Linked DNA regions of Homo sapiens: region 1 is linked to region 2. The links are chromatin contacts, found by Hi-C or POLR2A ChIA-PET in ENCODE. All regions are on one chromosome and are shown on one strand. The core of a region is the stretch at or near the end of the contact, and the rest is flanking DNA. Distances in the headings are between cores, read along the strand shown. Region 1 holds the start of H1-8 (H1.8 linker histone). Region 2 overlaps PLXND1 (plexin D1).

Region 1 (6,638 bases), core at 1,624-4,123, 34 kb before region 2:
GGGGCCAGGTGCAGTGGCTCATGCCTGTAATCCCTACACTTTGGGAGGCCAGGTGGGAGGTCACTTGAGGCCAGGAGTTCAAGACCAGCCTGGGCAACATGGCAAGACTCCATTTCTAATATATATACATACATATATATACACATATATATATGTATGTGTGTGTGTATATATATATATATATATATATATATATATATATATATATATATATATATATATTTTTTTTTTAATTAGCCAGGCATAGTGGCATGTGCCTGAGTCCTAGCCACTTGGAAGACTGAAGTAGGAGATCACTTGAGCCCAGAAGGTCGAGGCTGCAGTGAGCTATGATTGCACCACTGCACTCCAGCCTGGGCGACAGAGTGGAACCCTGTCTCAAAAAACAAACAAACAAACAAGAAATGTGAGAGGGGTTGCAAAGTTACATTGCAAATGGGCAGGAGTGAAAAATTGGGGGCAGTTCTGCATCAATTCAACACACACAGAGGAGACAAAAGGGGCCCGATATCAGCACATGGCCCATTCCAGGAGCCGCAGTGTGGGTGAATTGTGGGATTCAAGCGGGGAGGAGGCTCCTTAAGTCAGACTGAAGAGCATGAACTTTCACCCACGGGCAGTGGGGAGCCATGCAGGATGCTAAGCGGGGGAGTGAAATCTGACTTCACTTTAGAACACTTTGATGACCACAGCCTCCCCGAGTCCAGATCTCTGGTGATGGAGAGCCCTCTGGGAAAATTCCACAATAAAGAGACTACCTAGAGAAGAATGTATGCTGTTTAAAACCCATCCCTTCCTCAGAGGTAACCACTTCTACTATTACCTTGGTATGAATCCATTCAGAACTTTTTTCTACTGCTTGTGACTGGTAAGATAAAAAAACAAAAAAATTTTTTAAAAATTAAAAAGAACTATTGTGCCTTCACACACACACACACACACACACACACACACGCAAGTTTTGTCTTCTCAGTAGTTGGGGTGTACTCTCCGATACATTCTGGTTCACTCCTTTTCACTACTGCATACTACTCCACTGTGCGAATAGGCCACAGTTTACTTGTTCACTCTCCACCTGATGGGCATTTATGTTGTTTTGAATTTCTGCTAAGATTGAAATAAACATCTTTGCACGTAAGTGTATATGTTTGTCTCAGATCTACGCCTAGAGTGGAATAGGTGGGTTGTGGAGTGAGTCCCTCCTTAGTTGTATGAAACATCGCTGAATTGCTTTCTAAGGCGGCTACCAGCTCACTCCCCACCCCCCAGCAGCTATACTTTCCTTGAATCCTAGTCACTCACTATTGATAGACACTTACATCTTTGTCATTTTGCTGAGTGTGAAATACAGCCTCATTCTTGTTTGTTTTCTTTTCTTTCCCTCCCCCTTTTTTTTGGGGGGGGCAGGGTCTTACTCTGTAGCCCAGGCTGGAGTGCAGGGGTGTGATCACAGCTCCCTGCAGCCTTGACCTCCCAGGCTCAAGCAATCCTCCTGCCTCGGCCTCCCAGGTAGCTGGGACTACAGGTGCACACCACCATGCCCAGCTAATTTTTGTATTTTTTGGTAGAGACAGGATTTCACTTTTTTGCCTAGGCTGGTCTTGAACTCCTGGGCTCAAGCGATCCTCCTGCCTCAGCCTCCCGAAGTTCTGGGATTACAGGTATGAGCCACCATGCCTGGCCTCTCATCCTTGTTTTAATCCATCTTGTCATTTTATATTATATTATATTATTTTATTTTATTTTTATTTACTTATTTTTGAGACACAGTTTCGCTCTTGTTGCCCAGGCTGGAGTGCAATGGCTCGATCCTGGTTCACTGCAGTCTCCAGCTCCCAGGTTCAAGTGATTCTCCTGCCTCAGCCTCCCAAGTAGCTGGGACTACAGGTGCACACCACCACGCCCAGCTAATTTTGTATTTTTAGTAGAGATGAAGTTTTACCATGTTGGCCAGGCTGGTCTCAAACTCCTGACCTCAGGTGATCCGCCCACCTCAGCCTCCCAAAGTGCTAGGATTACAGGCCTGAGCCACCGCACCAGCCCACCTTGTCATTTTAGATGGCTGCAGAATATTCTGCAGAAAGGGTGTGATTTAGCCAGGCCTTGGGTGTTTGCTTGGAAAGTTTTTTTTTTTTGTCTGTCAATTTGATGGGAAAAAGTAGTATTTCACCATTGTTTCAATTTGAATTTTCTCAAATGCCAAGGAAGTTGAGTGTCCATTTTCCTGTTTCTGTTCCTCACCCTTTAGGCTGGTGAATTGCCTGTTTATATTCTTTGTCCATTGTCCCAGTGGATGTTGTCCTTATCTATGAAGACTTTTGTGAAGCATCCTCCGTTATTGATTTATTTCTTTAAAAACAAAACCAAAGGAGGGCATAGGCCCAGAGAGCCTGGCTGGCCTCAGAAGGGGCTACTCTGATTGAGGGGCATGTGCTCTGGGCAAAAGTAGCAGTTGGGCTGCCTCCAACTGCTACTTTTTGAGAAATTGAGGCCAGCAGTGGCGTGGGGCAGCCCATTGCCCACCTGGTAGGATTAGAGGGCCGCCTCAGCGGCCTCCCTGACAACACAGGTGACCCCAATTCCTCATCAGCATCTCCAGCCCCTGGTGGGCAGAGGGCACAGGCGAGATCAAGCATCTCAGCTCCCAACATTGCACCATGGGGACTGAGACCCAGAGAAGTCAAGCGACACCCCCAAGCTTACACAGGAGTGGGTAGTCCAGCTGGGGCTCCCTACAGAAGGCAGGATGCTGTGCCCCATTCCACACCTCCAGCCCCAGTCAGCAGCTTGGAGCACTCCCAGCCCAATCAGGGCTGATTGGAGTGGTGGGGGTGGGCTGCTGGTATATAAGCCTAGTGGGCAGGCCCAGCAGCCTCACACCCGGGTGAGGGGTCTGCTGGCTGCACCTGTCGGTCTCATGGCTCCTGGGAGCGTCACCAGCGACATCTCACCCTCCTCGACTTCCACAGCAGGATCATCCAGGTCTCCTGAATCTGAAAAGCCAGGTGAGCAAGAGGAGGCAGCTCCTCCCTCATCCCTGCGAGCCCACTCCCTGGGTTGCCTTTGATGCTCCACCCCTGCTTCTCGTTCTTTCCCAGCCTGGCCCCAGCACCTACCCAGCACCCACCCAGCACTCACCCAGCACTCACCCAGCACCCACCCAGCACCAAGCTGCTGAGCTCAACTGCCTTTTGGCTGAAGAGCTGATCTACAGGTAGCAAGGCCAGGTAGGGCCTGGGGGCTGGGGCCGGCCTCGCTCAGGGAAGAGCCACAGGGCCTTCCAGCTGGAGCCCGTTTCCTGCTGGGACCGTAGCCCGTAGCCAGGCTGCAGCTGTGGGCAGCTAGTTGGAGGGACTGGGGCAGGAGCATTTTATGCAGGGCTAGGCATTCCGATTTTCAACCAAAAAACACCTCAGGGTTTATCTGGACATGAGGGTGCACCGAGGCAAACCAGGCCCAGTTCACTCCCTCGAGGACCTCCCGGTCTGATGGGGAAGCCTGGCCCATGGCTTGTTGCTGTTTGCTAATGTGATGTGTGCTTCAGTGGCGGTAATCCAGAGCTGGAGGAGCCCAGAGGAGTCCTCTAACCCACTCTGGGAGGTCAGGGAAAGCTTCCTAGAAGAGGTGACCCTGAAGGATGGGTGTGCCTCAGCCGGGGGAAGTGTTCTATTTGCCAAGACACCTAGGGAGATAGGGAGGGGGTCCAGGTGCCGAGAAGTAAAAGGGCAGAGTTAACTGGGAAGTCAGAGGTGTCCAAACCAAGGTGCATTTTGAGCCTTGAAGGATGAGTGAGAGCAGCCTGCATGACCGGGAGGAGAGAGGCAGCCCAGGCAGAGGAAACGGCATGGGCTAAGGCCCAGAGGCCAGCGCACCAGCAGCTTGTCTCGGAAGCTGCATCTTCCTTCTGGGAAGGAGGGAAGTGCTGGGGCAGTGCTAGGGGAGCAGTGGGAGGGCCTCCAAGGCGGTCTTCAGTTAGGTCAACTTTTATCTTGAACAGGGAGCCATGGACGGTTTCAAGCAGGGAGGTGAGGGGTGTGAGATACAGCGAGGAGAATGCATGCGGTGGGGAAGAGGCAGTGGGGAGGAGGCTGGGGCTGGGGAGTTGGAGAGGAGAGGCCAGAATATGGAGAGAAAAGCCTATGGGGAGGCCTCGAGTGGGTGTGGTGAGGAGGAAAGGGCCCAGAATGCCCCCAGTTCTTGCTTGGATGTTGGGTAGGTATGGGCAGTGGGGGCATGGGGCATTCCTGGAAGAGAGAGGAGGGGCAGATTTGGGGGGCTGAGCTCTGTTCTGGACATCCTGGTATACAGCAGGCATGGAATAGCTGCCGAATGAGGGGCTGGGATGAGAGGGAACAGACCTGAGGGAGGACTCCTGGGGGTGGCTCTCTGGGACAGACATGGTCTGGGGGAAGCAGAGGAGGGGTTGGAGCTGCTCGTGAAGTCAGGCCAAGCGAAGACCCTTGGGAAGCCCTGTAGCACTGCAGCTGGGAGGGCTCAGACCTCCTTAGAGGCCCCCGTCCCCACTGTACGGATGGGAAGACTGAGGCCTAGAGGGAAGAATGAAACTCCCGAGAACCCGGGAGTGACCCAGGACTACACCAGCTCAACGCCTTTGGCCCCCAAATGAATATTCCCACACTGGGCTCGTCATGGCCAGGACCCAACAGGGGTCGAAGTGATTAGGTCTCTTTATAATTTTGCTCTAGATCTAGAGTTTCATGGTTTTTTTTTTCTATTGAAAAAAAATTTTAATATAGCCAATTTTTTTTTTTTTTTTGAGACAGGGTCTTGCTTTGTCACCCAGGCTGGAGTGCAGTGGTGTGATCTCAGCTCACTGCAGTCTCCACTTCCCAGGCTCAAGCAATCTTCCCACCTCAGCCTCCCAAGTAGCTAGGCCTATAGGCACACACCACCACACTCTGCTCATTTTTAAAGATTTTCGTAGAGTCGAGGTCTCACGATATTGCCCAGAATTTAAGTCTTTAAATTCTGCAGATTGATCAGAAATCAACATTTCCATTCACCACATTTAAATCCGGTTTCATATTTAAATCCCTTTTATGCATTTCATGGTGACTGACAACTTCTCATGCTTCCCCCACCCTTGATCCCACTTCATTTGCAACTATTTTATAACACCTTATTGAGAAATAATTCCCATACAATACAATTCACCCTTTAAAGTGTACAATGGCTTTTGGTATACTCAGAGTTGTGTATCCATCTCTATAATCAATTTTAGAATATTTTCATCACTTCAAGAAAACCAGTACCCATTAGCAGTCACTCTCCACCCCCACTCCCCAGCCCTGGCAACCACCAATCTGCTTTCTGCATCTATGGACTTCTTATTCTGGACATTTCATATAAATGGAATCAGACAGTATGTGGCTTTTTCTGACTGCCTTTTTTCACTTTGCATGTTTCAGGGCTCCTCCATGTCGTAGCCAGGGCTTCACTCCTTTGTATGGCTGGATAATATTCCACGGGATGGGTAGCGACCACATTTTGTTCATCCATCTGTCAATCATTCATCATGGATGTTTGGGCTGGTTCCATCTTTGGGCCGACATGAATAGTGCTGCTATGAACATTCATGTGTACATTTTTGTGTGGACATGCGTTTTCATTTCCCTCAGGTATATACCGAAGAGTGGAATTTTTTGGTAACTTTTTATTATGAAAACTTTCAGGGCCGAGCATGGTGGCTCATGCTTGTAATCCTAGCACTTTGGGAGACTGAGGTGGGAAGATAGCTTGAACTCAGGAGTTTGAGACTAAACTGAGCAATGTAGTGAGACCTGTGTCAAATAACAATAACAATAATAATAATAATAATAATAATAATAATAATAATGATAATAATACAAACATTAGCCAGGCGTGGTGGTGTGTGCCTGTGGTCCCAGCTACTTCGGAGACTGAGGCAAGAGGATCACTTGAGCTGGAGAGGTCAAGGCTGCAGTGAGCCATGATTGTGGCACTGCACTCCAGCTTGGGTGACAGATTGAGACCCTGTCTCCATAAAACAAAACAAAAAACTTTCAAATGGATACAAAAGTAGACTACCAAATGGTCTGTAACTCCCTTCCACTGTACCCGTCACCCAGCTCCAACAGTCACCATCTTGTGGACACTCTTGTTTCATCTGCTGGGTTATTTCAAAGCAAATGCTGGATTTATGTATCATTTCATCTGTAAATATCTTTTATAATATTTACCTTTAACAGATAAGAGCCTTTTAAAAAGCAATTGTAATACCATTAGCACACTTGAAACAATATTATCCCTAATATCCGATATTTCCTTCCAGTGCTCACATTTATCTGTTGCCTTTCTTTTTCCAGTTGGATTGTTCAAATCCTGCTCTGGGAATGAGCATTTGGTTGAGAGGTTTCCTAAGGACCTTTAGTCCATAGGGTGCCCCTCCCACTTTTTCTTTCCCCCCTTATTTGTGGAAGAAACCCGGCTGTGTGCCCTGGAGAGTCTCTCAGTCTGGGTGCCTCTGAGAATGTGCACATAGCCCCCGGAGGTCCTGTAAACCCACAGTTACGAAATTCACCCAATTTAGATTGTTTTTCTAAAGGAATACTCCATTCTTTAAAAAGAGAGATTTGGCTGGGCACGGTGGCTCAAGC
Region 2 (6,146 bases), core at 8-2,507:
TGAACACCTGTCTTCCTTTCTACCACCCAGCAAAGCTCAACACAGCCTTCAGGATCCAGCTTAAAAGCCCCCTGTTCTGAAGCCTTCCCAGATGCTGCCCTCAAATCAAAGGGGTGTGCCTCACTTGATCCTCATTCATTCCCTCAGCAGCAACTATTCAGGTGTCTGCTGGGGCACTACGAAGCTCCTAGAGCTGCCCCCATCCCTGTGTGCCAGGCATCACCCTTAGCCTCTTGCCTGGCTGCTTACCTGTCCCCTCGCCAACCGGGGACGGTCAGGGCTCGGCCGCTCTGACACCACCCCCAAGGGCAGCAGAAAGCAGCTGGAAGAGCCCTGGCCTGGGTTCAAACCCCACCTCTGCATGTCCCAGCTATGTGACCTCATGCAAGTTGACCCCTTCTCTGAGGCTTGGTTTTCCTACCTGGACAATGGGAATAGGGTTGCTGGGAAAACTGGAGATTGTGTACCTCAAGGGGCCGCACACGGTAGGGGCCTAATATGTGCTTGCTATCATTAGTATGCAGGAGGTATCCAATAATGTTTGTGTCATGAGGCTCAGTTCCCCAGGCTCATCTGGCCTTCTCAGGAGCAGCACCAATACATATTTGCTGAGTAAACAGACTCAGGTTTTGTGTATTACGCCAAGCACCCAGCCAGCTGCGTGGCAGAGCTTCCTGTTTATGTCCCTGTGGCTGGCAGATGTGACACCCTGAGGAGAATGCAGGTCAACCTCCCTGCTTCTGGGGTCCCAGCCCGGAAGCTAACACAGGAAAGTGGCTGCTGACGGGGCCAAAAGCCCGTTTTGTCCCCTGCCATGCTGAGCTGGAGATGGGTCCCTCCTCTTAGTCCTCAGCCACCTCAGAACAGCACACCCGGCCCGTCCCAGAGCTCCCCAGGGTGTAGGCTCAGCAAACAGGCCCCCACCGCTGGGCCTGACTTCAGTGTTCTAGGAGCAGGCCCTGGGGAGCAGGAGGGCAGGCGCCCCTGCAGCTCGGTCAGAGTGGAGGCTGCCCCACCACACAGCTGGGAAGAATCGGCAGGACTCAAGTCAGGCTCACACCTCCCCATCCCAGGCGCCCACGGCCCAGGGGCAGAGCCATCCTGCCCACCCACCCAGCCCCCTGGCTGATCCTGGAGGCGCTTGCCCCAACTCCTGCAGGGTGGGGCTTGAGGGCTGAGGGCAGGCCCCACCCTAGCCCTCCCAGAGCTCCAGCCCCTGCCACGAGGCTTCCCGACACATCCCAGATGCCCGGCACGTGGCCACCACGTGTGACAGCTCTCACGGGCCTCAGCTCCTCCATGGAAGTAACAGATGGCGAGTTCCAGGGAGGTGGGGAGGGGGGTGGCTGGCACGCCTCCAGGACTCGTCAACGCTTCCCACCCAGGACGCGCCTCCAGGAGGGGTCCAGAAAGGAGCTGCGTCCCCAACCCCCAGCCCAGATGGTGGGGGCGGGGCTAGTTGCAAAGACGAGCACTGGTTGGGGAGTCCAGAGCTAAGCACAAGTCCAGCCCTGTGTTGTGTGATCTGGCGTCATCTACTTTTCCTTCCTGGGCCTCATCTTCCCCATCTGGACAATGGGGAATGGGGTGGCCAAGGGGTTCTCTGGTCATTCTGCAGGGAAGACATGGAAGCCACCCACGGGGCAGTGGGCTCGGCGGTGGGTGGGTGTGTCCAGGGTCACAGCTCAGGCTAAGGGAGGACAGGATAGGGCAGCGTCCACCCTCCGGCTGTGGCACGGGGCAGGAGAGCCTGGGGGCACTGGCTTTCCCTTGGCAGCTGTTGGCCCCCAGCTGTCCCCCTTGGCCTGGCCCTCACCACTTCCTCTTCTTGCAGCCCCGTGCAGTCAGAGTGGGGCTTCCTCATGCAGAAGGTGGAAACTCAGAGAAAGAAAAGCAAAGCCCACACAGGTGCGAAAGCACTGCAGTGGGCCCAGAGCAGGGGTCACACCAGGACATGGGGGCAGTTAGTGGCCTGCGTGCTCCCCGGCCTCCTCCTGGCCCCACCCGGCGCTGGCCTGGCTTCTACTTACCTGGAAAAAGGCAGTGTTGGCCAGAGGCACCAGGATGTTCTGGGAGCCACCCGTAGGCACGGGTGCCAGGGGTGAGAGCAGGGTCCGGGGGCAGTCCTGAGGGCTCTGCAGAGGAAACAGAAGGAGAGGGTGACACAGGGGCATTTCAGAGAAGAGGCAGGAGGACTCACTGCACCCCAGCCTGCCTGGTTCAGTCCTGCCTTCCTGAGGAGAAAACACTAGTCATTCAGTCCTAACGGCCACCAGCCCCACCCCGTGCCTCCCACTCGCCACCACCCTCCATCCTATGGGCAGGTCGCATTGGCCCTGTTTAAAGATGAGGAAGGTGGGCACAGGCAGATGGCATAACCCGCCCAGTGGTGGGGCCAATTTCCTCCATGAGTGCTCCCTGGCCTCAGACGAGGCTGGGAGGCTGAACTCCAGGCCCAGCTCCTCCCTGTCTCTGGGCCTCACCTTTCCCAATAGTAGAACAGGGGGGCTGCACCCACTCCCTGAGATGCCCCCAGGGCTGAAACTCCAGCTTCCTGACTGACCCGTGTTAAGCGATTCAGAAAAGAGAAACCTTGGGCTTCCAAACAGCCCATAGGAAAGGCACAGGGAGGGCTCTGAATACCAGGAGGACATTTCAGAGGGCCAGATACCACCGGTCTCCAGGGGACACCCCTCCCCACAGCCCGGGTATAAGTCACAGCCTCTAGGTGAAGGTGCCAGCCCCAGATACTCCCAGGAAGGGCCCCGGGCTCATGGGGGGACAGCACATGGTTGGCTCTTGTTTGGTGGTGGAGTCACTGAGGCCTGGCAGAGCAGCTGCTTCATGGAACGAAAGAAGGAGGGAGGAGGGAGGGAAGGAAAGAAGGAAGGAGGGATGAAGGATGGAAGGGAGGGAGGGGAGATTGAGCCTCCAAGAGCAGTGAGCTGCCTGAGGGCGGAGGACAGGGCTGGCCCCTGAAGCCCCAGGTGTCTTGACTCTGGGGTCCTCCGAGCTGGGGCGCGTGTTAAGATGCAGAGGTCTAGCCCCGCTGCAGGGATTCAAGGCCTGGTTGGGAACTGCTGTCTCCAGGCTCCTGGGATCCATGCTCCACTGTACAGAATAAGAAACTGAGGCCTGGGGGAGGGGCAGAGACCAGAGGCAGGGCTGTTCCCGCCATGTCCACCTTAGTGATCGCTCTGAGCTGGGAGGTATGGACCCCCCAACCTGCCCTGTGTTCTCCAGCTTTGGTGGCCCCAGTGAGCCATTCCTGCCTCCTCCTGCTCCCGAATCTGACCTGCTGGGACCATGAGCAGGGCAGGACTGGGGACCTTGGAGCAGCCACACCCATGCCAAGGGGACTACAACCACCCTTCAGCTCAGGGACTTCCTACTCTGCCCTCCTTCCCAAGGCTGGTTGCAGAAGGATCTGGGTTAGAATCAGGCCAGAAAGCAAAAGCGTCCATGGGCCACGTGTGTCCACGTGAGGTCACCCAGCCAGGCCAAAGGCCTTGGGACAAAATATGAGACGCTTCTTTATTCTACACCAGATGAGAGCAGGACAGGGACTGATTCCCCTCAGGGACCCCAGCCCAAAACCGGACCTCGAGGGGATGCCAATGCCAACAACAAGAACTGATGACGATAATGCTAATAACAGTGGCAGTCACCAGCTCATCTAGCCCTCCCTCTGCTGGGACCGTTCTGAGCACTTTGCACTCTTTTAATTTACCAAATTCTACTCCCAACAACCCTAGGAGGTAGATACTATCATTACACCCACTTTACAGAATAGGAAACTGAGGCACACAGAAGCAAAGCAGTTTGCCTACAGTGGAATGAGCAACACAGGAAGGCTCCAGTTGTCCAGACCATTTGCTGACCACGAGACCAGAGTGGTGAGTTCCCCTAGGGACAGGGTCTGGTGCAGACCTCAGGGGCTTGGCAAGAGAAGCAGCATAGCCAGGCCCGGGTGCTGCTGGCTCCCTGTGCCAGAATACACGAGCCACTGACCCTCTCCGGGCCTCCGTGTTCCTACCAAGGAGGGGCCCAGACGGAGTCAGCGGCGGGCCCCCTGCAGACCGCAGGCTGCCATCCTGTGCTGTGTGTAAACCCCACGGAATCCGAGGGCATGGAATCCATGTTTCCACTCAGGCCTCGAAGCCACTGCCAGGTCTGCTTTGCGGCTGGCTGGGGCCCAGCCTCTGTCCTCCTGGCCCCAGCCCACCCGGTGGGTAGGTGTTGATGTGGGGCTGAGGTGTGAGAGTCAGGGCAGGAGGCGCTCTCACAAGAGGGCCCCCACAGTGAATGATGTGTGACCATCCCCGAGGGCCACCCCACTCCCCTTAGCCACTTGTAACCTGTGGCCAGGTGGATGCTCACCCCCATTCTAGAGAACCGAGGCTGGAGGAGTCCTCGTGGCTCTCACAGGGCCTCTCCTAAACTCCAGGGGAAGAACTGGTGTCCCAAACCATCAAGGCACTCAACAACCCAGGGACCCTGAATCCACCTGGTCCCTCCCTACGTCTCTGTACCCCCAGGGACCCCCACAATTGCCCCCATGTTCCTACCACCCCACTCTCTCCACTGGCCCGTAGTGACCACCTACACCTATGAGTGGTCCTTGGGAAGCCACCCCCAGGGAAGCTACCTCATCCCTCAGGCACCTGCAAACGGGGCACACATCCACCTTCCTCCCAGCCTCCCCTAAAGCTGAAGCCCTCCTTCCAGCATCCTCCACTTTGCACATCTTTCACGCGGGGACCATGAGGGACAATGGGAACGTGACAGGAGACTCAGGCCCTAGCACCTCCCTTCCCAGGGACACTTCTCCCGGCTCCCGAGGGGCCACGTGGTGTGCAGATCCCGCTGCCTGCTGCCTGCTGTTCACACAGAGACCACGGCACCACTACGACTAACTGGCACTTCATTAAATGCCAAATTAAACATCAGTTCAGAGCCTCCTGCACGCCCGGGGCAGAGCTGCCTCTTCGGCTAGTTACTGTAATTCTCAGACAGGCTTCCTCTGTGCCTCCACCCCAGCTCCTGGCCTGAAGAACTGCAGACCTGGGGGACAGCCATCTGACAGGACGCTGCCATGGAACTCCCTCCCAGCTGGTGAGCTCCTATGCATCTCTCAAGACCCAGCACGAAGGTCCCCTCTCAAGAGAAATCCTCTCTCTGAAATCCTCTCTCTGAAATCCTCACTCTGGCCCACCCACAGAGAGTGGCCATCAGTTCCCAAGGTGCATGGTGGCTTTGTAGTGAGCATCTACTATGTGCCAAGTATAGAGTTGGTATCTTACGGGCATAATTCCAGATCCCCACCAAACCCTTCAGGCAGGTCCCATTTTATAGATGGGGAAACAGAGGCACAGAGAGATTCAGTAGCTTCCCTAAGATCATACAGCCACAGCTCACACCTGAGGCTCTTGGCTCGTGATGGCAGGACTAGTCCAACTCGGTTCTTTCCCAGGGCCCAGTACTGACTAAGGCATACAGCAGGCACTCAATAAATGCTGAACGGACTGTGACGAGGCTGGGTCCTCCTCGCATCCCCTAGGTTAGCGCACAAGAAGCAGGCTGCTGCCCAGTGTGATGCTTCCCACCACCATAACCGAGCCCCTGCTGTGTACACAACCCTGGGCTGGGAGCTGGAAGGAAGAGACGTGATTGAGATGGGGTCCCCAGACAGGAGCAGGAGTCCTAGTGGGGTCCCAACTGTGGAATCTGGGGGTCCAGGAGCAGCTCAGGGCTCCCGTATGGTTTCACTGCACCGACTCCACTGGGCTCTCCTCCAGTGCTGGAAGCCCCCTGCTGCCAAGCCCCTCTTCGAATAGAATTAAGCATGGCCCCTGCCAGGCTCTTCTTCAAAGCAGTTATGGGGCTCAGGTGGGAGGTGCTGCGCACTGCGAGCGAGCAGGGGATTCCAGGCTGAGGCCATGGGGCCCCCTCCTTAGCAACTGCCGGGGTAGACAGGGCTTCAGGGATTCCTGAGAAGATTCTCTGAGCTCAGTGCAAAAAGGCTGGGGCTGCAGAGGCTCTGGGCGCTGGGGCTGCTTCCCCGGGATGTGTGCCCAGAAAGGGGCCCCAGTGACCTTCTGCAGGGAGCCAGGGCACCAGGTGCCATGCTGGTTATCTCAGTTGTG

What was found. Hi-C counts contacts between places; a loop is a spot of excess contacts on that map. ChIA-PET counts read pairs that join two places held with the same protein, here RNA polymerase II (POLR2A). Pooled maps may share reads with other maps.
Region 1: POLR2A ChIA-PET joins it to region 2 with 11 read pairs in CD4-positive, alpha-beta T cell. The contact joins the promoter of H1-8 here to the enhancer-like site in region 2. A Hi-C loop is called at or near these places in 1 of 168 maps with a recorded cell type or tissue (CD4-positive, alpha-beta memory T cell), 1 of 37 single-sample maps with no recorded cell type and 3 of 50 pooled maps. POLR2A ChIA-PET finds 5 or more read pairs at or near these places in 6 of 52 experiments (BJ, CD4-positive, alpha-beta T cell, CD4-positive, alpha-beta memory T cell and 3 more).

Annotation. Positions count from the first base shown.
Region 1 is chr3:129,540,302-129,546,939 of GRCh38, forward strand. H1-8 (H1.8 linker histone) reads left to right here and starts at 2,874. Exons shown (of 5, transcript NM_153833.3): 1 at 2,874-3,005. The coding sequence starts at 2,918. RefSeq lists an enhancer at 2,413-2,914 and a silencer at 6,305-6,599.
Region 2 is chr3:129,576,299-129,582,444 of GRCh38, forward strand. PLXND1 (plexin D1) reads right to left here. Exons shown (of 36, transcript NM_015103.3): 9 at 2,031-2,135. Among named protein-coding and RNA genes, the nearest start is that of PLXND1, 27 kb to the right of the region's middle. RefSeq lists an enhancer at 389-1,115. Within about 2 kb of position 1,258, at least 23 of the 41 ENCODE cell types and tissues checked have a DNase peak (open chromatin) inside an H3K27ac peak, as active enhancers do; they include CD4-positive, alpha-beta T cell and OCI-LY7, where a contact is called at or near this core.